2 separate regions of the Homo sapiens genome follow, and region 1 is linked to region 2. Evidence: chromatin loops called from intact Hi-C (ENCODE). Cell type or tissue: B cell. All regions are shown on one strand. Each heading gives the region's core, and the rest is flanking DNA. Links, peaks and the distances in the headings are about the cores only. Region 1 has its middle 16 kb from the start of ZNF292. Region 2 holds the start of CFAP206 (cilia and flagella associated protein 206).

Evidence for each region. A loop is a pair of places that touch in the nucleus more often than their neighbours do. Peaks named below come from ENCODE experiments on the same cell type or tissue, not always from the same donor. Only the 100,000 strongest peaks of a DNase experiment are listed, where the experiment ranks them.
Region 1: a loop joins it to region 2, with 5 times the contacts of the local background. A loop is called at or near these places in 28 of 110 quality-filtered maps.

The regions. Positions count from the first base shown.
Region 1 is chr6:87,132,654-87,145,487 of GRCh38, forward strand. No RefSeq gene overlaps it. Among named protein-coding and RNA genes, the nearest start is that of ZNF292, 16 kb to the right of the region's middle. In B cell, for the core only: CTCF peaks have their summits at 6,781 (motif pointing right) and 6,989; a DNase peak (open chromatin) is centred at 6,788.
Region 2 is chr6:87,401,460-87,414,293 of GRCh38, forward strand. It overlaps CFAP206 (cilia and flagella associated protein 206), which reads left to right and starts at 6,513. Exons shown (of 13, transcript NM_001031743.3): 1 at 6,513-6,630; 2 at 8,376-8,488; 3 at 9,126-9,209; 4 at 12,351-12,441. The coding sequence starts at 8,381. In B cell, for the core only: no CTCF peak of the experiment used is centred there; a DNase peak (open chromatin) is centred at 6,862; H3K4me3 peaks cover 1,847 bases; H3K27ac peaks cover 1,614 bases; H3K27me3 peaks cover 723 bases.

The DNA of each region.
Region 1 (12,834 bases), core at 3,288-11,287, 270 kb before region 2:
TCCCGAGTAGCTGGGATTACAGGTGCCCGCTACCAGGCCCAGGCTAATTTTTGTATTTTTAGTAAAGACAGGGTTTCACCATGTTGACCATGCTGGTCTCAAACTCCTGACCTCAAGTAATCCACCTGCCTTGGCCTCCTGAAGCACTGGGATTACAGGCGTGAGCCACTGCACCTGGCCTCATTGATATTTTTATAAATAGCTCTAGTTCATTAATTACGTATCTGCTATGTACGGTTTTTAAAATAGAGTTAGGGATGAAAGAACAAGTTGTGTGCAACTGAACTTCTTCCTGGAAGTCTCTTTATTGTTTAGGCTACCCTAAACATCTCATCTGATCCAAAGGGCCTCCTGGCAAAAAGCAGGACACTAGACACACACACTCTTAGATGCCTAAATTTATCTCAATAGTCTATCAAATCATCCCTGTCTCTATCCAGGGATTGGTTTGGAGAGGTGCAGGCCTCTTTTCTAGGGGTCTCTTTTGTTTTATTTCCAATGTTCTCTCCCTCTTCCAGCACAGGAAGAGGTTTTTTGGTTTTTTAATTTGCTCTCAGGTAGGAATTGACAAAGATTTCTTGCTTTAGCCAGGCTCCTGAACCTTCTCTTAGGCCCATCTGTGTACTTCCTTCCAAAATCCAGTTTTAGCAAAGAACCCTAAGTCAGCTTAGCAAGAACCCTCCACTATTGACATGTGATCACCCTTGTTATCCGATCAGGTTGTCATCTTCTGCCATCCCTCAGGTGATGTTGAGTCACCCTGGCCTATCTTCAGCAAGAATCTTGTTTAGGTCTATTTAGTGAGAATCCCTCTCACCACCCTGATATTTCCTCTTATAGTAATTTTTCATCCACTGACCCCATCCTGCTCCTTGGCTATAAATTCCCACTTGTCCATACTGTCTTTAGAGTTGAGACCAATCTGTCTCCATTGCAAAATCCCAGTGCCGTGGTCTCAATACCTATCATGATGGTCCTGAATAACATCTTTAACATGTGTCATTGAATAATTTATTTCTTTAACAAAATGAAGGGAGATGGGGGCAGAGTGGAACTCACTTAGGTATTTTGTCAAATGTTATACTGCCTATATTTTCTGTATTATACTTGGACCTGAACATTTGAACTTAAAAAGCAAGCGAGAAAGCAAACTGTATTAGACAGGGTTCTCTAGAGGGACAGAACCAATAGGATAGATGTATACATAGAGGGGAGTTTATTAAGGAGTATTGACTCACACGATTACAAGGTGAGGTCCCACAATAGGACATCCACAAACTGAGGAGCAAAGAAGCCAATCCAAGTCTCAAAGCTGAAGAACTTGGAGTCCAGTGTTCAAGAGCAGGAAGCATCCAGCACATGAGAAAGATGTAGGCTGGTAGGCTAAGCCAGTCTAGTCTTTCACGTTCTTCTGTTTGCTTTTATGCTGGCCATGCTGGCAACTGATTAGATTGTGCCCACCCAGATTAAGGGTGGGTCTGCCTTTCCCAGTCCACTTACTCAAATGTTCATCTCCATGTCAACACCTTCAATGACACACCCAGGATCAGTACTTTGCATCATTCAATCCAATCAAATAGACACTCAATATTAACAATCACACAAACAAAAACAGGAAGTCGCTACCTTGGTTCTTTGGTTCTGTTGTGATGAACATTGGGGCAATGGTGGCCTAACTACTGGCAAGGGTTAAGGGAACAAAAGAAAATGGAGAAGGACCATATCCATCAATATGGTCATGTCTCAGTATCCCTGGGGGATTGGGTTCAGGACAGCCCCCCACCTCTGAGGATACCAAAATCCACAGATGCTCATCCATTATATGAAATGGTGTATGCACATTGACCTCTGTTCTAATAAAAATTTTTTAAATATATTTTTAATTAAAAAATAAAATAGTGTAGTATTTCCATATAACCTATGCATATCCTCCAGGATATTTTAAATTATCTATAGATTAATTATAATACCTAATACAATGTAAATGCCGTGTAAATGGTTGTGTTGTTTAAGGAATGATAACAAGAAAAAAGTCTGTACATATTCAGTACAGACACAACCATTCTTTTTTTAAAAAAATATTTTCAATCCATGGTTGGTTGAATCTACACATGTGGGATTCACAGATGCAGAGGTCTGACTGTATTTGGAAACATCGTGCAGTCACAGATTATGGCAATTTGGTTCAATGTCAAAGGTATTCTAAAAATTATTGAAGGATTTATTAAAATAATACTTCTGACAAACAGGATTTAGCAATACATTTAAATCCTTATTTTTGAATGAGTCACAAAATTGTTTGTCCTAAATTCCTTCAGTTTTCCTTCATTCATAACTCACAACTTTTTTCTACAAAAATCCATCGACAATTTATATCTGTAAAGTGAAATTTTGATCATTTGATTGCTGTCAAAGCAGTGGTTTGCTTTCAGCAAAAGTGACATTTTGTCCCTGATCAAGTAGGAGGATAGCTGTGTAAGGAGCTGTTATCTTGGTGTTAAAAAATGGAGACTGCATCTCTGACAAAGAATCTATTTGCAAGTCGTTAATCTCAGGGGAGATTTAGAGAAGGAAGTTAATATTTTCTTGCTAAATTCTCCATCATCACAATACCATAAATTAGTTGTAAATAATACAAAGATTTGTGTGAATGAAAAGTATCTATATATGAAGAGCTGGAGGAAAGTAAATTTAGCTGCTGAAGATATATGTTATAAGGCTTTGTATTAGAAAGTGGTTAATGTTACATTCTTCTCCTAATATTTCCTACATTCTTCTTATCGCTAGTCAACTATGTTACAAGAGGAATTTATTACATTCATTATATTCTTATTAATATTTTTAAAAAGAAATATTATATTTATTTTTCATTTTGCCATTTTTATTTTATTTTACCATTTTACCATTTTCATTTGTATTCATTTCATTTTAAATTATTTAAATTAAAAATAATTTAACACCTATTATTTTTACACTAAGCAATGATTCTTAACATAAGGCTGAAATCAATAGACATTTAACAAATAATATACATATGTTTATCATCGATCGAAAACCCGAAGGACCTAATACAGCACGTACTAAAATTGAGTTTCAGTTCATCCTTGATTTTGTATTTTTGGGAAATATTTTTTAGAGGCTTTGGTTTATTTTACTGAGAAAAAATACAATTCTCAATATCGATTGACTAAAATATTCAAGGAAATATACAGAAAAAAGTTATTTATTGCATATTGCTAGAATATGAACATTTAGAACCGTTTCTCCCATGTTCACTCTGCCTCTGGTATTATAGTACAGCAAGCTAATTTGGATTTTGTGTGATTTTTACACAGAAAACCTTCACTTTATAAAAGAGTTCAAAGTAGGGAGTTTTCTTTCCTGGAAAGCAGTACCAAACTAATATCTTTAGAAAAAGCTGCATGAAACATGAAGTTGCATTTGGTTATCTGATTACAATTGACTGCATCCAAGTCAAGAAACCAAAATGAGAAAAGGTAAAAACTTGAATGTCAAGTTATTAAATCAATTATAACACCAGAATTAGAATATGCTATTAATTGATATTAGGAACTGTAGATGGGCCCAAACATTAAAAGAATCTGACTAGTAATTACAAATCCTGGTAATGAAAATCAGGCAACTCCATGTACAGGGAATATACAGAGATGATAGAAATGAGCTATTGCCATACCAGGACTTCAAACTTTTTACATATCAGCTTCTTTATTTGCAGAGTGCCTGGGAATTCCTGCTCTTTCTATATGGTATAATCCTCTTTAATATGGGTACTTATTCTGTTATCGTCCCATCATAGTCCAAACTGCACTACTTCTTTGGGTTCTGGAACCCATCTGCCAGGAGGAATTTCATGGCTAAGTTTTAAACAAAGAATTATGCTTGCATATATTGACATGGTACCACATCAACATTACTAGAAGCACTCTCTCTGGATTTAAAGAAACATGCAGCAATTATTTTTATACATTATCCTCGTTGAATTGAACTCAGTATTATTCGAAATTCTAGTGCTGTATATATATATGCATATATGAGATCATAAAGGAAACTTTCCAGGGAATGTTTTGATAATAGGGTAAAGGAAAAGAAAAGAAGGGACTAAACAATTTGCATAGAATGAAATTTTACAGTTTAGAAAGAAATCTCTGCAAGAAATTGAAAGTTCTGTAGGACTAACAGTAAACTTCATGGGCTCATAAACTCTGTAATTATTTTAACCTCTCCATAAAAGTTCTCAGAGAGCTATCCTCCCCACCCAACCCCGCTTCTCCTATCCACTCTTATGTAAATTAGAGTTAGAGGTATCTTGTTGAAAGACCAACAAACCAAAAGGGGATAAGGCCCACTTGAAATTTGCAGTTTATAAAAAGTCAGGGCCTCTGTTCAAGGCCAGGGATGACTTCTTCTTTCTGCTCCTTCTTCATCTTCATCTTCTTTCTTCTTCTTTCTTCTTTCTTTATTCCTCCTCCTCCTTCTTCTTCTTTTTCTTCTTCTTCTTCCTCTTCTTCTCCTTCTTCTTCTCCTTCTCCTCCTCCACCTCCTTCTGCTTCTTTCCTCCTCCTCCTTCCTCTCCTCCTCCTTCTCTTCCTCCTTCTTCTCCTTCCCCTCGTCCCCTCCTTCCCCCTTCCCCTCCTCCCCTCCTCCCCTCCTTCCCCCTCTTTCTCCTCTTTCTCCTCCTCCTGCTTCTTCTTCTTCCTCTTTTTTTGAGACAGGATCTCACTCTGTTCCCCAAGCTGGAGTGCTATGGCTCAATCTCAACTCACTGCAGCTGCCACCTCCTGGGATCAAACGATCCACTCACCTCATCCTCCCAAGTACCTGATGGGCCAGAACTTCTTGACCTCTCTATGACTAATATTATTTTTGCAGAATATGACACAACTTGAATATATGGCAATCTACAAAAAGTTAGATGCCAAATTAGGGTAACAATCATCACTCCAAACCTTAGTTAATAGTCCTTTAAAATAGGGTGATTTTTCAGAACCTTACATGCTTACAACTAAAAACAGCTTTCATGAATAAGAATAAGGTAGATTCTTACCAGATCAATACCTTGTTTTCAAGAGGCCAGGTTCTCATTCTATGTAACTATGGAAATCAAATTACATAGGAAGGCAGTCTTCCCCAGGGGAAGCTGGTTATACAGGTGAACTTTCTGATACAGCTAGTGATATTGAAATTCTGAATACAGCTATGTTGGTTGAATTTAACACACTCTGATGGGCATATACATCATTCCAGTAAGTTTTGTTTTAGTAAGGGAAACAAAGCATAAATAATTTGATACAAAGGCTTATTTGCCTTCCAACTATATGACACTCAACAAATTTGGAAATATTCTCTGAATCAAGGATCTCTTGTCTATTTCATGTGGCATCCTTTAATTACCTTCAGCAGTAACATATTAGCAGCTAATTTTGATAAATTATTATATGAATCAAATCATTCTTATTTTTCTTTTCTTTTCTTTTCTTTTTTTTTTTTTTTTTTTGAGACAGAGTTTTGCTCTTGTTGCCCAGGCTGGAGTGCGATAGCACAATCTCAGCTCACTGCAACCTCTGCCTCCCCGGTTCAAGTGATCCTCCTGCCTCAGCTTCCCAAGTAGCTGGGATTACAGGCGTGTACCACCATGCCCAGCTAATTTTGCATTTTTAGTGGAGACAGGGTTTCACCATGTTGGCCAGGCTGGTCTCGAACTCCTCACCGCAGGTGATCCACCTGCCTCGGCCTCCCAAACGTGCTGGGATTACAGACGTGAGCCACCGTGCCCAGCCCAAATTATTCTTATTTTTCTAACATCTGCCTTAAATATGTCCATTTTAAAGTTTCCTAATTATACTAAAATTAACCAGTTTAGAGAATATCTTCCTTCCTTTTATGACACTAGCACTAACATTACTTTCCTACGACTGGTGTAACACATTTCTCCAAACTTAGTGACTTAAAACAATACAGGTTTATCCTATAGCTTGAGAGATCAGAAGTCCCAAATGGGTCTTACTATGCTAAAATCAAGGTTTTGGCAGAATTGCATTCCTTCTGGAGGCTCTAGGAGAAAATTTCCTTGCATTTTCCAGTTTCTAGAGGTTGCAGTATTCCTTGGTGTGCGGCTGCACTTCATCTGCAAAGCCAGCAATGGTTGGTCTAGTCCTTCTGATATGGGATGATTCTGACCTCCTCTATGGCCTACCTCTGCCATATTTAAAGGATACTTGTGATTACATTGTACGCACACAGATATTCCAGAATAATCGCCTTAATTCCACTGCAACACTAATTCTCCTTTGCTATATAAGCTAACATATTTATAGGTTCTAGGGATTAGGATATAGACATTTATGGGGACCATTAATCGGACTTCCACGTAACTCCAGTATTTAGTGTAATTTATCATATCCTCCCAGACTTATTTTTGGACTAAAATATATTTCAACTTTAAAAAATGTCTTGGTAGGAAGAGCCAGAAGATAAAGACACACATGAAGAAAACTTTCCCTAGAAGAGATCCAGAGAACCACTTGGAGTTGATACTGGGAATGGGGAAGAGAAGTGATACAAAGATTTCATTGGCAAATCTGAACAACTGATGGCATATGAAGAAAAGGAAAAGGAGTCAAACCTGGACTTAAGGCTTGGTACCTAAAACTTGGAAAGATAGTAGTGCCCTGAACAGAAACAGGAAAGTCAGGAGAAAGCTTAGCTTGAGTGAGGGCAAGGGTGGGAAGGGACTTTGATAAATTCACTGGCAAAACCTCTAGGTGGAGCTGTCCAACAGGTGATTAGATATGTGAAGTTGTTGATCAGGCAAAAATTCAGATAGCAGATCTGGAATTGAGATACGATTTGGAGTCACAGTCATAGGAATAAAATCAAAGCCATAAAGATGGATGAAATTGCCAAAGTAGAAAGTAAAATGAGAATATTGACAGCAGAAACTTAGAAAAACCTTAACAGCCTGAAGAAGTTGCTAGTGAGGTCAAAGATCCAATATAATAGAACCATATTGATTCCATTCCAAGATGGCCAAATAGGAACAGCTCTGGTCTGCAGCTCCCAGCGTGATCGATGCAGAAGATGGAGATTTCTGCATTTCCAACTGAGGTACCTGGTTCATCTCATTGGGACTGGTTGGACAGTGGGTGCAGTCCATGGAGGGTGAGCCGAAGCAGGGTGGGGCATCCCTTCACCCCAGAAGCGCAAGGGGTTGGGGGATTTCCCTTTCCTGGCCAAGGGAAGCTGTGACAGACTGTACCTGGAAAATCAGGACAATCCTGCCCAAATACTGAGCTTTTCCAATGGTCTTAGCAAACGGCACACCAGGAGATTATATCCTGCACCTGGCTTGGTGGGTCCCACACCCACGGACCCTTGCTCACTGCTAGCACAGCAGTCTGAGATCAACCTGCCAGGCAGCAGCTTGGCAGGGGCAGGGGCGTCCACCATTGCTGAGGCTTGAGTAGGTAAACAAAGTGGCAAGGGAAGCTCGAACTGGGCGGACGCCACCGCAGCTCTGCAAGGCCTGCTGCCTCTGTAGACCCCACCTCTGGGGGCAGGGCATAGCTGAACAAAAGGCAGCAGAAACTTCTGCAGACTTAAACGTCTCTGTCTGACAACTCTGAAGAGAGCAGTGGTTCTCCCAGCATGGTGTTTGAGCTCTGAGAATGGATAGACTGCCTCTTCAAGTGGGTCCCTGACCCCCGTGTAGCCTAACTGGGCAACACCTCCCAGTAGGGGCCAACTGACACCTCATACAGGTGCCCCTCTGGGACAAAGCTTCCAGAGGAAGGATCAGGCAGCAATATTTGCTGTTCTGCAATATTTGCTGTTCTGCAACCTCTGCTGGTGAAAACCAGGCAAACAGGGTCTGGAGTGGACCTCCAGCAAACTCCAACAGACCTGTAGCTGAAGGACCTGACTCTTAGAAAGAAAACTAACAAACAGAAAGGAATAGCATCAACATCAACAAAAGGGACATCCACACCAAAACCCCATCTGTAGGTCAAGCATCAAAGACCAAAGGTAGATAAAACCAGAAAGATGGGGAGAAACCAGGGCAGAAAAGCTGAAAATTCTAAAAACCAGACCATCTCTTGTCCTCCAAAGGATCGCAGCTCCTCACCAGCAACAGAACAAAGCTGGACGGAGAATGATTTTGACGAGCTGACAGAAGTAGGCTTCAGAAGGTCGGTAATAACAAACTTCTCCGAGCTAAAGGAGGATGTTCGAACCCATCAGGAGGAAGCTAAAAACCTTGAAAACAGATTAGATGAATGGCTAACTAGAATAAACACTGTAGAGAAAACCTTAAATTACCTGATGGAGCTGAAAACCATGGCATGAGAACTACGTGATGCATGCACAAGCTTCAATAACCAATTCAATCAACTGGAAGAAAGGGTATCAGTGATTGAAGATTAAATTAATGAAATAAAGTGAGAGGAGAAGTTTAGAGAAAAAAGAGTAAAAAGAAATCAACAAAGCCTCCAAGAAATATGGGACTATGTTAAAAGACCAAATCTACATTCGATTGGTGTACCTGAAAGTGACGGGGAGAATGGAACCAAGTTGGAAAACACTCTTCAGGATATTAGACAGGAGAATTTCCCCAACCTAGCAAGGCAGGCCAACATTCAAATTCAGGAAATGCGGAGAACACCACAAAGATACTCCTCGAGAAGAGCAGCCCCAAGACACATAGTTGTCACATTCACCAAGGTTGAAATGAAGGAAAAAATGTTAAGGGCAGCCAGAGAGAAAGGTCAGGCTACCCACAAAGCAAAGAACATCAGACTAACAGTGGATCTCTTGGCAGAAACTCTACAAGCCAGAAGAGAGTGGGGGCCAATATTCAACAATCTTAAAGAAAAGAATTTTCAACCCAGAATTTCATATCCAGCCAAACTAAGCTTCATAAGTGAAGAAGAAAGAAAATCCTTTACAGACAAGCAAATGCTGAGAGATTTGTCACCACCAGGCCTGCCTTACAAGAGCTCCTGAGGGAAGCAATAAACATGGAAAGGAACAACCAGTACCAGCCACTGCAAAAACATGCCAAAGTGTAAAGACCATCGATGCTAGGAAGAAACTGCTTCAACTAATGGGCAAAATAACCAGCTAATATCATAATCACAGGATCAAATTCACACATAACAATATTAACCTTAAATGTAAATGGGCTAAATGCCCAATTAAAAGACACGGACTGGCAAATTGGATAAAGAGTCAAGACTCCTCAGTGTGCTGTATTCAGGAGACCCATGTCACGTGCAGAGACACACATAGGCTCAAAATAAAGGGATGGAAGAAGATCTACCAAGCACACAGAAAGCAAAAAAAAAGCAGGGGTTGCAATCCTAGTCTCTGATAAAACAGACTTTAAACCAACAAAGATCAAAAGAGACAAAAAAGGCCATTATATAATGACAAAGGGATCAATTCAACAAGAAGAGCTAACTATCCTAAATATATACGCACCCAATACAGGAGCACCTAGACTCATAAGGCAAGTCCTTAGAGACCTACAAAGAGACTTAGACTCCCACATAATAATAGTGGGAGACTTTAACACCCCACTGTCAATATTAGACATATCAACGAGACAGAAGGTTAACAAGGATATCCAGGAATTTAACTCAGCTCGGCACCAAGTGGACCTAACAGACATCTACAGACCTCTTCACCCCAAATCAGCAGAATATACATTCTTCTCAGCACTACACCGCACTTATTCCAAAATTGACCACATAGTTGGAAGTAAAGCACTCTTCAGCAAATGTAAAAGAAAGAAATTATAACAAACTGTCTCTCAGACTACAGTGCAATCAAACTAGAACTCAGGATTAAGAAACTCACTCAAAACCGCTCAACTACATGGAAACTGAACAACCTGCTCCTGAATGACTACTGGGTACATAACGAAATGAAGGCAGAAATAAACATGTTCTTTGAAACCAATGAGAACAAAGACACAACATACGAGAATCTCTGGGACACATTTAAAGCAGTGTGTAGAGGGAAATTTATAGCGCCAAATGCTCACAAGAGAAAGCAGGAAAGATCTAAAATCGACACCCTAACATCACAATTAAAAGAACTAGAGAAGCAAGAGGAAACACATTGAAAAGCTAGCAGAAGGCAAGAAATAACTAAGATCAGAGTAGAACTGAAGAAGATAGAGACACAAAACCCCGTTCAAAAAGAATCAATGAATCCAGGAGCTGTTTTTTTGAAAACATCAACAAAATTGATAGACTGCTAGCAAGACTAATAAAGAAGAAAAGAGGAAGAATCAAATAGATGCAATAAAAAATGATAGAGGGGATATCACCACCGATCCTACAGAAATACAAACTACCATCAGAGAACACTATAAACACCTCTACACAAATATACTGGAAAATCTAGAGAAAATGGATAAATTCCTGGACACATACACCCTCCCAAGACTAAACCAGGAAGAATTTGAATCTCTGAATAGACCAAAAACAGGCTCTGAAATTGAGGGAATGATTAATAGCCTACCAACCAAAAAAAGTCCAGGACCAGATGGATTCACAGCCAAATTCTACCAGAGGTACAAAGAGGAGCTGGTACCATTCCTTCTGAAACTATTCCCACCAATAGAAAAAGAATGAGGCCAGCATCATCCTAATACCAAAGCCTGGCAGAGACACAACAAAAAAGGAGAATTTTAGATGGATATTCCTGACGGATATCAATGCAAAAATCCTCAATAAAATACTGGCAAACTGAATCCAGCAGCACATCAAAAAGCTTATCCACCACGATCAAGTTGGCTTCATCCCTGGGATGCAGAGCTGATTCAACATATGCAAATCAATAAACATAATCTGTCACATAAACAGAACCAACGACAAAAACCACATGATTATTTCATGCTGAAAACTCTCAATAAACTAGGTGTTGATGGAACGTATCTCAAAATAATAAGAGCTATTTATGACAGACCCACAGCCAGTATCATACTGAATGGGCAAAGACTGGAGGCATTCCCTTTGAAAAGTGGCACAAGACAAGGATGCCCTCTCTCACCACTCCTAGTCAACATAGTGTTGGAAGTTCTGGCCAGGGCAATTAGGCAGGAGAAGGAAATAAAGGGTATTCAATTAGGAAAAGAGGAAATCAGATTGTGCCTGTTTGCAGATGACATGATTGTATATCTAGAAAACCCCATTGTCTCAGCCCAAAATCTCCTTCAGCAAAGTCTCAGGATACAAAATCAATGTGCAAAAATCACAAGCATTCCTATACACCAATAACAGACAAACAGAGAGCCAAATCATGATTGAACTCCCATTCACAATTGCTACAAAGAGAATAAAATACCTAGGAATACAACTTACAAGGGATGTGGAGGACCTCTTCAAGGAGAACTACAAACCACTGCTCAGCAAAATAAAAGAGAACACAGACAAATGGAAGAACATCCCATGATCATGGATATGAAGAATCAATCTTGTGAAAATGGCCATACTGCCCAAGGTAATTTATAGATTCAATGTCATCCCCATCAAGCTACCAATGACTTTCTTCACAGAACTGGAAAAAACTACTTTAAAGTTCATATGGAACCAAAAAAGAGCCTGCATTGCCAATACAATCCTAAACCAAAAGAACAAAGCTGGAGGCACCACACTACCTGACTTCAAACTATACTACAAGGCTACAGTAACCAAAACAGCATGGTACTGGTACCAAAACAGAGATATAGACCAATGGAACAGAACAGAGGCCTCAGAAATAACACCACACATCTACAACCATCTGATCTTTGACAAACCTGACAAAAGCAAGAAATGGGGAAACGATTCCCTGTTTAATAAATGGTGCTGGGAAAACTGGCTAGCCATATGTAGAAAGCTGAAACTGGATCCCTTCCTTACACCTTATACAAAAATCAATTCAAGATGGATTAAAGACTTAAATGTTATACCTAAAACCATAAAAACCCTAGAAGAAAACATAGGCAAAACCATTCAGGCCATAGGCATGGGCAAGGACTTCATGTCTAAAACACCAAAAGCAATGGCAACAAAAGACAAAATTGACAAATGGGATCTAATTAAACTAAAGAGCTTCTGCACAGCAAAAGAAACTACCATCAGAGTGAACAGGCAGCCTACAAAATGGGAGAAAATTTTTGCAACCTACTCATCTGACAAAGGGCTAATATCCAGAATCTACAATGAACTCAAACAAATTTACAAGAAAAAAACAAACAACCCCATCAAAAAGTGGGCAAAGGATATGAACAGACACTTCTCAAAAGAAGACATTTATGTAGTCAAAAGACACACGACAAAACGCTCATCATCACTGGCCATCAGAGAAATGCAAATCAAAACCACAATGAGATACCATCTCACACCAGTTAGAATGGCAATCGTTAAAAAGTCAGGAAACAACAGGTGCTGGAGAGGATGTGGAGAAATAGGAACACTTTTACACTGTTGGTGGGACTGTGAACTAGTTCAACCATTGTGAAAGACAGTGTGGCGATTCCTCAGGGATGTAGAACTAGAAATACTATTTGACCCAGCCATCCCATTACTGGATATATACCCAAAGGATTATAAATCATGGTACTTTATAGTACCATGCACATGTATGTTTATTGCAGCATTATTCACAATAGGAAAAACTTGGAACCAACCCAAATGTCCATCAGTGATAGACTGGATTAAGAAAATGTGGCACATATACACCACGGAATACTATGCAGCCATATAAAAAGAATGAGTTCATGTCCGTTGCAGGGACATGGATGAACCTGGTAACCATCATTCTGAG
Region 2 (12,834 bases), core at 2,114-10,113:
CTGTCTCTTAAAAAAGAGAAGAAAAAAAGAAAAGGATTCTTTTTTTGTTTTTTTTTTTGAGACAGAGTCTGGCTCTTTCGCCCAGGCTGGACTGCAGTGGCGCGATCTCGGCTCACTGCAAGCTCCGCCTCCCGGGTTCACGCCGTTCTCCTGCCTCAGCCTCCCGAGTAGCTGGGACTACAGGTGCCTGCCACCACGCCCAGCTAATTTTTTGTATTTTTAGTAGAGACGGGGTTTCACCATGTTAGCCAGGATGGTCTCGATCTCCTGACCTCGTGATCCACCCGCCTCAGCCTCCCGAAGTGCTGGGATTACAGGCGTGAGCCACAGCTCCCGGCCAAAATATTCTTGATAATTACAAAGAAAAGTAGATTTTTAAGGGTTAGACAGGACCCTTGAACTCAAGAAGCTATGCTATGTTTGTATCAGGAAACGAAACTATCTGCTTTTTTTTCTGCCTTTTTGTATCTGTGCCCATGTAAATAACATTTGAAAAAGAATCTCCATGAAGAAGATGGTTAAGGAATAATCTTGTGATCCTCCTGACTAAAAGGATATGGGAAAGTACAAGAAAATAGCTCATGCTTATCCTAAGAGAAACGGAAATAAGGGTGACTTGCATTGTCTTACTTGTTCCATAATTTCTTTCTCATTATTGACCTGAAATCTCAACTTCCCTCTCCGTTATCAAGCCTTTTTGTGGAGAAGGAAAGATAAACTGGAAAAGGAGATTGTCAGCTAATTCCAGGACTCTGACTTTCACAGTTTCAAAATCGATGCCCTACATGTAATATACAGGTTGTGTTTTTTTTAAAAAAGGAGAGCTGTTGTGAAGCACATGGATAATAATGGAGAAAGACAATGAAAACAAAGTGAATAACACAATATATATTTTTTTAACTTTTGAGGATTTTTTAGGAATACAGCTCTGTTTTAATGCTTAACATCCACAAAGCACAACTAAAAGTAGAGAAGTTCTATATTATTGAGCCTTTATTTTTTATTATAAAACATATACAGAAAAGTCAGTGTAACATATATATTTATATATACATATATACATATGTGTATAAATACATATGTATATATACGTATGTGTATATGTGTATATATGTACATATACATACGTGTATGTGTATATGTGTATATATGTACATATACATACGTGTATGTGTATATATGTACATATATGTATGTATATGTGTATATATGTATATATCTATACAGTTAAAAAATTATAAAGTGAATAGCCATGTAACTACTATCTAGATGCAAGTTAAAAACTAGAAATTTTTTTTTCCCACCCTGTCTTACAGTGCTGAAAAAATTAGAAATTTTAAACCAAGAGTACACTGCCACTTGCATGAACTTCAGGGAATCTGTATATTATCTGAAATTATATATAAAATTAGGGGCTCTATGAATTTTTTGGGAAAAAGAGTCTAGAATTTTCAGAAGCTTAAAAGAATTCCCCTCATTTTAAGTACTTATAAGAGCAATAAGACTTAAGATGGCTCCGTAACTTAGTAGCTTTGCAGTCTTAGACTAGTCTCTTGCTCTCTGAATATTGATTTCTATATCTGTAAAGTGAAATAATAATGTTCACTCTCATGAGGCTGTTTTAAGGAACAGATGAGTTATCTATCTGTGAAATAGCTTTGTAAGCTCCAAAGTACTCTTTCAAATGTTAATTATCTATCTTTGTTAGCAACTGAAAAATTTAGCTTAGATCTTCACAATATCTAAAGAACTGCTGGCTGGGCCGGTGGCTCATGCCTGTAATCCCAGCACTTTGGGAGGCCAAGGCGGGCAGATCACTTGAGGTTAGGAGTTCAAGACCAGCCTGGCCAACATGGTGAAACCCTGTCTCTACAAAAAATACAAAAATTAGCTGGGCATGGTGGCACATGCCTTTAGTCCCAGCTACTCAGGAGGCTGAGGCAAGAGAATCACTTGAACCTAGGAGGTGGAGGTTGCAGTGAGCTGAGATTGTGCCACTGCATGCTAGCCTGGGTGACAGAGTGAGACTCTGTCTCACAACAAACAAACAAACAAAAAAACTAGTAAATTGCTTTTGTTGCTCTACATTGGTTTAAATGCATGGTCTAGCATGATAATGCTAGTCTGGCAATACGCTAGTTCCTGGTCAAGCCAACCATTCTTCAAGATCATGCTTGCTCCTGAGCTGCTGAATAATTTCCAAAGAAAATCACTTAACATGGCAAAATGCTTTCACTTTAAATTCATGATCCTGACACTCAGATGCACATTCATTACTTCTCAGTAATTACTGAAAGTTACTGAAAGTTTCTAGTAAGCCCACCCACTCTTCTACCCTCCCAGATGGTTATTTCCTATTAGCCTCTCTCCAAGGTTACCCAAGGTTCCACTTCTGACCATGATGGAATAACAAGGACTGGACTTAACTTCCTACCACAAACAACTAGAAAACTGGGCAAAATATATAAAACAACTGTTTGCTATTATTGCCCCCAAATTTCTGCCTGGAGGCAGTTTCCAGATCCTGGGCATAGAAAGGTAAACCCACTGCCTAGGGACTTTATTGAGTTGAGGAGACAGAGATCAGAGTTCACAGATGTGGAAATTGAAGGGCAAAGTTTTGGAAGGGATGAAGCTATACAAATAAATAAATAGAATTCATAAATCTGAGACTTTGCTAAGTACTTGGCTGTTCATGTATGGATTGACAATCCACACAGTCGAGCACAGAATGACCAGGGAGTATAAGCTAAATAATTCTTAGAGCTCACAGAGGATGAGAAGACATTTGAGCTCTGACCAGCCAGAGTGAAGAGTCCTCAGTGAAAACCAAGGAATTCATTGAAGACCTCTGAGCAGTTATTAATTAGTAGTAAGGTCAAATTATTTCTGGAATGAAGACTACTCTAGACCTACCCTAATAAAGCTTAAAAACAGTCCACAAATGAATCAAACTCATCCACAAATAACTGGCTGAAAAAAACAGCACAACCCTTCCTAAAGGGGGACAATTCAGACACTGAACAAGGATGCAATTCACAACGTCCAGTATTCAATAAAAAATTATTATTATTTTTTGTTGTTGTTGTTTGTTTTTGAGACGGAGTTTCGCTCTTGTTGCCCAAGCTGGAGTGCAATGGAGCGATCTCTCGGCTCACTGTAACCTCCGCCTCCCAGCTTCAAGCAATTCTCCTGCCTCAGCCTCCCGAGCAGCTGGGATTACAGGCGCCCGCCACCGTGCCCAGCTAATTTTTTGTATTTTTAGTGGAGACGGCGTTTAACTATGTTGGCCAGGTTGGTCTCAAACTCCTGACCTCAGGCGATCCACCCACCTTGGCCTCCCGAAGTGCTGGGATTACAGGCGTGAGCCACCGTGCCCGGCTCAATAAAAAATTATTAAACATGCTAAGAAGCTCAACTCATTTGAGCTTAAAACTTCTTAAAGCCTGAGGAAAAGGAAAAATATATAATTCTCTCTTTAAATGTTGAACAGTTTGTGACATATTAAAGATACTTAATCAGAAGAAATTAATTCTACAATATTCTTAAAGGCAATCTTTTAGCTTTTAGATAAAAAACATTTGATAAAATGGGTTTCACTTCTTCTAGGATGACTTCCATCACAATTCTATTTTAAGACTGTTTTATGTAGATTTGTAATCTGGTGTTTTGAAACAACATAAAACTTGGTTTCTCTTTTAACAAAACTGAGAAGAGTTCTCATGCCTTCTTTTTCTCAAGGTAAATATATCCAGTTCTCTCTATCTTATTCTGACAAAATTTTTCTTATTCTCTGGATGCACTCTGGTTCCTCCGTGTTTTTTAATTAAATGCCATTGCTGCCGTGTTAAAACTAGGAACAAATAGTTCTACAAAGACTAGAAGTCCAATAAACCATGGGAGTATAAAATATATTGTCATAGTTGATGTTGTCAATAATAACCATGATAAAGGTCATAAAATACTAGTTTCTAAAATTTATGAATCCTTTTATCTATGTCAGATGCTGTGCTAAGTGCTTCATGACGGCTATCTCATTTTACTCTCACAACTCCACGAGATAGATACCATTGTTTTGTTTTATAAATGAGAAATTTAAATCACTGAAAGGTTTATAAATGAACTCTTTCCACACTTATACTGTATAATAAGCCACTCAAAAACTCAGCGGTTTAAAACAATACTCATTCATTATCACACATCTACAGGTTGACTGGAGTTTGGCTGATCTAGGCTGGGCCCTAGTTGGGCATCTCTGCATCTTACTAAAAGATCGGTTCAGGCAATTCTGTGCCATATGCATGTGATTCTGGGACCAAAGAGCTTGCTTTGTATGTACTTCTCATGGCAATGATACAGGCACAAGAGAGAAAGCAGAAATATGGGGTCTCTTTAAGATCTTGGATCTGATTTGGCACACCGTTGCTTCACCACAACCTATTGGCCAAAGCAAGTCACATGGCTAAATTCAAAATCAAGGATTGGGGAAGTATACTCCACCAAAGTCCATGGCAAAGGTGTGGATGCTAAGAGGCATGAAGGATTAGGGAGAATAATTCAATGTAGCACAAAACGCTAAATAATACTTCCAAAGTCATACCCATTGTAGCAGTCAGGGATTCAGTTTGGCTGAATGTAGCAAAAAACCCAAATAATAGTAGCTTAATAAAATAGGAGTTTATCTTCTCTCATGCAAAGTCTGGAGATAGCCAGTCAAGAAGCTGATAGGGCTGTTCCATGACGTTACCAGGAACTCAGGTTCCTTTTTCATTTTTGTTCCACCATCCTTAAGATGTGACCCTCATGTTTATGTTCACAGCAAGGCTGCTGGAGCTTCAGCCAGCATATTCTCATTTCAAGTAGAAAGAAAAGGAAAGGCAATAGACATAAAATGGAAGTGCTTTCCCTGACACCTCATCCAGTGATTACACTTACATCTCATTGGCTAGACCATGTCACAGGCCACTCTCACTGAGAAAGAGGTTGAGAGATTTTTTTTTTTAAAAGAGAACACTGTCATTCCCAACACAGGGTTAAATTAGTAACAGAAAGAGAAGAAAACATTGACATTAAGTAGGAATTAACAGTATCAAACATACTTCAGGGAGTATTTGTGCCAGGATTTGCCCATTAGTTTAAAACTATACTTAATATGATGGTATTATTCTTACCATCTTAAAAGATATTTAATATTCTAATATATAATATATGCTCATGGAAGACATTTTGGTAGCTATCTTAAAGTATAAAGAAGACAAATCAGCCATAAGCCATTACAAAGTTACAACCACTGTTAAAATTTTGCTATCTCACCGTCCTTTGGTTGCTTTACCTTGTATACTTACAGTATATTTGTATATCTAAATTGGGTTCATTCTCTACAAATAGCCAGTCTCATCTCCCTTGTATTTTTAAATTTTGTTTTATAGATCATAAGACAATATATACTCATTATGGAAAAATCTAGAAAAAACAGAAAAGTATAAAGAAATAAAAGTAATTTACCTATAATTCCATCCTTAGATCTAATTGCTTGCTGTGATTTTGAAAAACTGACCTACACTTTTTGTGCATTATATGTATGTCAATATAGTTTAAGTCATATTATATAAAAATTTCGCATTTGGCTTTTAACAAATATAAGACAAACACAAGGTTTTTGTTAACATAATTTTAAATACCTGCCTGATATTTTACTTAAATAACGTGTTTAGATTTCTAAGGCTGTGCTATTATAAATCTTGTTACTCTGAACATCTATTTTTACACAAGCTTCTTCCACATTCCGGGAACATTTTCTAGAAGGCGGAAATAAAATTGTGTTATATTATGATGTATATTCTTGAGTTTTTGTGTTGATTCATTTCCTAGTAATCAGGGAATGTCCTTAAGCAAAGCATATTCTGCATATTTGTTTGCAGTTTGAGAAAAATTACTGTTTAAAAATAAAACCTTGTTGTTTGATGCTCTCCTTCTAATGAGTATTTAATCCTTTTTCACACTTTCACGTCTGAAGGTGGGCCTAACGATATTATCGTTAAGGGATAAAACCTCATTATTTTGACTCGGACACTAATGTGTTCTTATCATGTGCTTCTTGAATGAGCAGTTTTCTCTTCGGGCATCTTGGAGCGTTCTGTTACAGACTTCCTTTGAACAACGGGACATGAAATAAAACCTCGATACTTTTTACTTTTGTTTTTTAAAACTAGATACTTTTACAAGAACTCTATTTGCCCAGGATACAGCCCTTCCGTTTTCCCAGCCTCTCCAACTGGCTCCTCCCTCTCCCCCACCCCGCTTTCAAAGCCGCCTCATCATTCCCACGCTAGCAAGTTAATATCCTTATTTACGAGAACTTGTGTTTCACAGTCTTAACCACGGAGGTTAAGATGTCTCTGCCTGAAATTCCTTTGTTTTTAAAGTTTTTCCAGCCCATCTTTTGGGGGAAAGACCCTCAAAGTGGGACCCCGCCCCACCCCCACCTGGCCCCGCCCCCTCTGGTCCGGAGCCTTCCATCTCCATGGTTACGCGGCGGTGGCTGCGAGCGCCCAACTGCTCCGACCGTCGCGGTGAGGGCCCCAGGACAGAAGCAGACAGACACGGCTCCTGCTGTCGATTCCGATCCAGGTCAGCCTACTCGGGGCTCCGCGCCCTTGACCCGGAGGCGTACCCCGCCAGGCGGCGAGCTTGGGGCGGCTGGCGGAGCTCGGGCGGCTGGAGGACCGCGTCCTGCCTCGTCGAGACTTAGCTCTCAGTCTCGATCCTTTAGGCTGCGCCGCCGCAGAGCTGGAACAGCGGTCCATTCCTGCCGGAGGCGCCACCCCAGGGCTGCAGGGCTGCCCTCTAGCCTTTGCGCGGGTGCCTGAGGCCTCCCGCTTCTGTTTCGCTCCACTGGCTACCCCAGAAGCCGGACCTCGGGAGACTTAGTAATTGGAGGGTGGGTGCAGGGAAGGTGCTGAGCCGCGTCCCTAGCGACCCGGCAGCGGCGCGCATGCGCACACAGATCCGGAGCGCGCACACAGATCCGGAGCGCGCACACAGATCCGGAGCGCGCACACAGATCCGGAGCGCGCACACAGATCCGGAGCGCGCACACAGATCCGGAGCGCGCACACAGATCCGGAGCGCGCACACAGATCCGGAGCGCGACGGACTCTCCCACTGACTGGCACTTGCGCATGCGCTGCCTGTGATCTTGGAGTACTGATTATAAGCTGTTTTAAGCGATTCCCTTAAGCCGCGCACTGTTGTAACCACTAAAAACAGGACTAATTTAGTCCTCACACCTCTGGAAAGAAGTGAAGCAAGTGCCCAAGGTCTCACAGCTGGACAGTGGTCGGGTCACCATGGAATCCAGGCAATCTGGTTTCACTGGACAAAATGCCTAGTGCTTCGTACTCATCCATTGGAAAGCTAATAATGCTGAGGAGTTGGCTTTATCTACCTGATATTGCCTTTGTTATACTCTACATGCCAACTTCCATTGTGCTTAGTTACTGATATTCAGGAAAATCAGAAAACTCGATCAAAACCTACCACTTTTTCCTTATAGTAAATGCTTTTTTTTATCGAGAGTCTGAACTCTATTTTAGATGTGCGGAAAAGATCATTTTAATGATCTGAGCAAGAATTGTTTTCCAAGATTCTAGTACAGTTCTGAAGGGTCATTTAATGAATGTGGTGGAATAAGCATTTCTCCTTTTAAAGCTGTACTCTTGGGTTTCTCATTAATTTTACCTCCCTCCCCTACAAATACTGCTTAGCCTTTTTTTTTTTTTCCTGAGACACAGTTTCGCTCTTGTTGCCCAGGCTGGAGTGCAATGGCACCGCAACCTCCGCCTCCCGGGTTCAAACGATTCTCCTGCCTCAGCCTCCCAAGTAGCTGGGATTACAGGCGTGTGCCACCACTCCCGGCTAATTTTGTATTTTTAGTAGAGACGGGGTTTCTCTGAGTTGGTCAGGCTGGTCTCGAACTCCCGACCTCAGGTGATCTGCCTGCCTTGGCCTCCCAAAGTGCTGGGATTACAGGCGTGAGCCATCGCGCCCAGCCTGCTTAGCCTTTTTTTTTTTTTTTAATTAAGAATATCATGATAGGAATATATGTTTAGTGACCATAATTTAAATAATTGAAAATGTTATTTATCAAATGTTTCAATTATTTGAAATCCCAATCGTTGTCTGTCTTCAATAAAGTCCTTCATTTTTAAAAATAATGAAAAACAGGAGAGGCCTAGATACTAATAAAAATGCTAATAAGCTAATAGATGATATTATGACTGTTTACAAATACAATATTGCAGAAATCAAAAGAGGAAAAAAATAAATTTGCATAAAACCACGGTTTTTTTAAAAAAAATTGTTGTTTTATTTAGCCAGAATGCCTCCAACTCAGGCCGAAAGTGTTATAAGGAGTATTATACGAGAAATAGGACAAGAATGTGCAGCCCATGGAGAGATTGTTTCTGAAACTCTGATTGCTTTTATGGTAAGAAGAAATATTTTTGTGATTACTGTTTTATTAAGAGGTTTTTTAAGATGTGGTGTCCATTTTCCCCTTTAAATTCTGTGAGGCTTTCATAAATGTTTTTCAGTTGAAGCATAACGAGATAATTGGACAAATTTGTGAAAACATTTTTAAAAAGTTTATAGAGCATGTGAGTTCTAGATTTATAGAGACATTTAGAAGACCTTGATGAGTTTTGGAAACATCAATAATGTTCTCCTGTGTGGGAATTTTTTGACGTGTATTTTTGTTTGCCGTTGTTAAAAATTACTCATTGCTGTGGTTTCTCTGTTCTTGCTTTTGGTTAACAATACACAATAAAAATACAATAAAATATGCCATAGTTTCCCAATTGAAAACCTAGCCATTGCTTTCAACTTATTTCCCCATATAACTTTTCTAGCACCATATTCAAGTTTGATGTTTGTTGCTTCCTTTTTTCAACCTCTAACAAGGGTACTGATGAGTTCAGTAATAAGAAGAATAGTTGGAAAACCAACCCCAACGTAATCAAGAGGTAGTTGTTTAAAAAATGGAAACATATTAAGCTAATAATATGAAATAAAATTGCTTAATGGATTCTTTCCTAGTTAATGGACTCGTTCCTACTTTTTTCTAGGTGAAAGCTGTTGTCCTGGATCCAAGTAATGGCTTTAACATGGATAGAACCCTCATGAAAAGTGATGTGCAGAATCTTGTTAAGGTGATTACCCAACAGTCCTCAAATTTGCAATTACTTATTCTCAGTTGTAAATACAATATTTGTATTAGTCATTATTGCCTTCAGCTGCATGAAACAAAAGCCCACAAAATAGTAGTATACACGAGATATTTTTCTCATAACACAAAATCTGGAGAGACATAGACCATTCTTCCTGGCTTCCTGGGGCACACCATCCTTGCAATATGGTCATCTGGTGGTCAAAAGATAGCTACCCTGCCTCTAGGCAGAAAGAAGGGGGAAAGACAAAGGGCAAAATATGTGTGCCAATTGGGTCTATCACCTTCTATCCAGAAAATAATAATTTTCCCAGAATCCCTCCCATCTACTTAACATTTATTGACCAGAATGATATTGTAAGTGACCCAGGGACATTTCACTTCTTTTTTCTTTCTTAGATGAATAAATCCTTGCCCCAATCCAAATTGAGGCTCTGTTAGTAAGGAAGGAAGGGCAGGGAAATTGGGCAGGTAGCAGCATCTGCTACAGTATTTTAGTGAAACCTTGTTACTAATGTCTTACATTGCAAACATTAACTAGTTCGTCATATACTGTGAAGTTAAATAGAACTAAATTAATTTGCATTTCTCTAATGCTGAGTGATGTTGAGCATTTTTTTCATGCTTTTTGGCGATTTGTATGTCTTCTTTTGAAAAATATCTATTCATGGCCTTTGCCCACTTTATAATGGGGTTATTTGTTGTTGTCGAGTTGTTTGAGTTCCTCGTAGATCCTGAATATTAGTCCTTTGTCAGATGCATAGTTTGTACATATTTTCTCCCATTCTGCAGGCTGTCTTTTCACTCTGTTGATTATTCATTTTGATGTGTAGAAGCTTTTTAGTTTATTTAAATCCAATTTGTCTATTTCTGTTGCATTTACTTTTAAGTCATGAATTCTTTGCGTAGGCCAATGCCCAGCCCCCTAGGTTTTTTTCTGTTATTTTTATAGTTTCAGGTCTTACATTTAAGTCTTTAATCAATCTTGAGTTGTTAATTTTTGTATATGGTGAGACATTGGGATGGGTTTCATTCTTCTGCATATGGTAATCCAATTTTCCCAGCACCATTTATTGAATAGGATGTCATTTCTCCAGTGTATGTTTCTGTTGACTTTGTCAAAGATCACCTGACTGCAGGTATGTGGCTTTGTGTCTGGATTTTCTATTCTGACAATGAGATACAATCTTACACCAGTTAGAATATCTTTAAAAAGTAAAAACATAACAGATATTGGTGAGGATGCAGAGAAAAGATGGTATAAAGCTTGTTCTTAGCAATAGGGGAAGTGATTGTGGCAGTCAGAAATTTTATTGGAAAGCCGTGGAAGAGAATCCAGGAGGGGCAGAAAATAAGTTGTTCTCCTTGTCATGACCCAAGAAGAGTTTTCCATTCCCCCCAATTCCCCAACTCAACTAAGTTGGAAAGAATCAAGCCAATATACTTTTAGTACGACAGGTACATAAACTAACAACATATGTTATATTCAAGTGACAATTTTTTTCTCAACTAAAAATCATGTGGATGAGCTATTTTTTTAAGTGTGCATTTTAGAACAGTACTTCTGTATGTGGAGGGATCCAGGTGCACAGGCTTCTGCAAAGACATAGTGTCCAATCCTCAGTCTTGCATTCTCCCCTCCCTCCTCCCAGGAAAGCAGGGCTGGTGCTCAGGGAGATGGGTTGAGAGTGATGCTGCCAAGTGCCTGCCAGCTGCAGTATATTCAGCCTACAGAGTGAGCAGTGAAGGAAGTGGGGGAGGGAGGTGACCAGTAGAGATGAGAGAAGGAAAGAAAAACTGAGGTTGATATTCAATATAAAGAGGCAAGGCAGAGAAGGGGAATGAGCCATCTATGTGGGGGCTCATAGGAGAAAACAGACCAGGAGAAGAAATATCAAGGGTAGAACCAGAGAAATTTTGTGAAGAGAGGGGGGTGGTTGCAGCAGCTTTTTAATTTTAATTTAATTTAATTTAATTATATTTTATTTTTTGAGACAGAGTCTCGCTCTGTCCCCCAAGCTGGGGTGCGGTGGCATGATCTTGGCTCATTGCCATGTCCACCTCCCGGGTTCTCAAGCGATTCTCCTGTCTCAGCCTCCCGAGTAGCTGGGACTACAGGTGTGTGCCACCATGCCTGGCTAATTGTTGTATTTTTAGTAGAGACGGGTTTCACCATGTTGACCAGGCTGGTCTCGAACTCCTGACATCGGGTGATCTGCCCACCTCTGCCTCCCAAAATGCTGGGATTACGGGTGTGAGCCACTGCACCAGCTGCAGCAGCTTTTTATAAAATAAAATGAGGAGTGTTGTTCAAGGCACAAATAAATAGTAATGAGGAACTCTAGAAGAGTTTTAGACTGGAATATAAGCTTTGTGGAACATTTACCCACATTTAGACTGCTCAAACTAACCAAAACATCAGGTTTCTTGCCTTCAACTAGACTACTAGCCACCTGGCATGATGATTATTGGTTAACTCAAGGGAAATAACTTATTACTTAACAAATGTTATTGGTAGTAAAGATATGGAATCAACCTAAGTGTCCATCAACAGATGATTGGATAAAGAAAATGTATACACACATACACACAATGGAGTTTTATTGAGCCATAAAAAATAATGAAATCATGTCTTGTGGCAACATGGATGGAACTGGAGGCTACTATCTTAAGTGAAATAACTCAGAAAGTAAAATACCACATGTTCTCACTTATAAGTGGGAGCTCAATAATATGTACCCAGGGACATAGAGAGTGGAACAGTAGACATTGAAGACTTGGGAGGGTGAGAGGGGAGCGAGGGATAAGAAATCACTTAATGGGTACAATGTCCACTATTCAGGTGTTAGCTACCCTAAAAGCCCAGGCTTCACCACTACACGCAATATATCCATGTAACAAAATGACACTTGTACCCCCTAAATCTATAAAAATAAAAAAAGTTATTGGTTAAATAAACTATAAAGCCTGAAGTCCTCAAGGAGAAAAAAAAAATAAAAGGGGTTATTGGTGAATCAATATCAGGAACCACTGCTTTTCCCTTTATTTTTGAAAATAACTTTAGGAAATACTTGACTGTCTCAAAAACTATAACTAGAAGTATTCATGGGACATTCTTTTCTAGCTTTGTATGACTCGGCTATTGGATACTAAAAATCCATCCCTGGACACTATTAAGATGCAAGTCTACTTCGATATGAATTATACGAATCGAGGTAATGTATACTACCTATTTTTATACTTAAAAAATTTCATACTGTGTTTCAGCTAAGAAGGGCTTCATTTGGTTGACAATGAATTTAATTGTTTAATCAATTTAACAATTTAATTTTTGGCAATCAACTTTGAGGAATACAACGTTAGAAATGCTAAATGAAAAAAAACCATTGGCCTTTGTGAGTGTTAAAAGTGAATTCCAATTATTGTGCTCATAATTATTGTTTCCAGTGGCACTAATACATAATAATTAGGAATTCAGCCCATTGAAGTTAAAAGTTTTTAATTTATAGATTTTCTTGTTCCTGGTTTATGTTATTATCTCATTATAATTACCTAAATTATGTAACTATTCAAAAATGAACGATGGGGAGTTTAAGTTTAGAAAACGT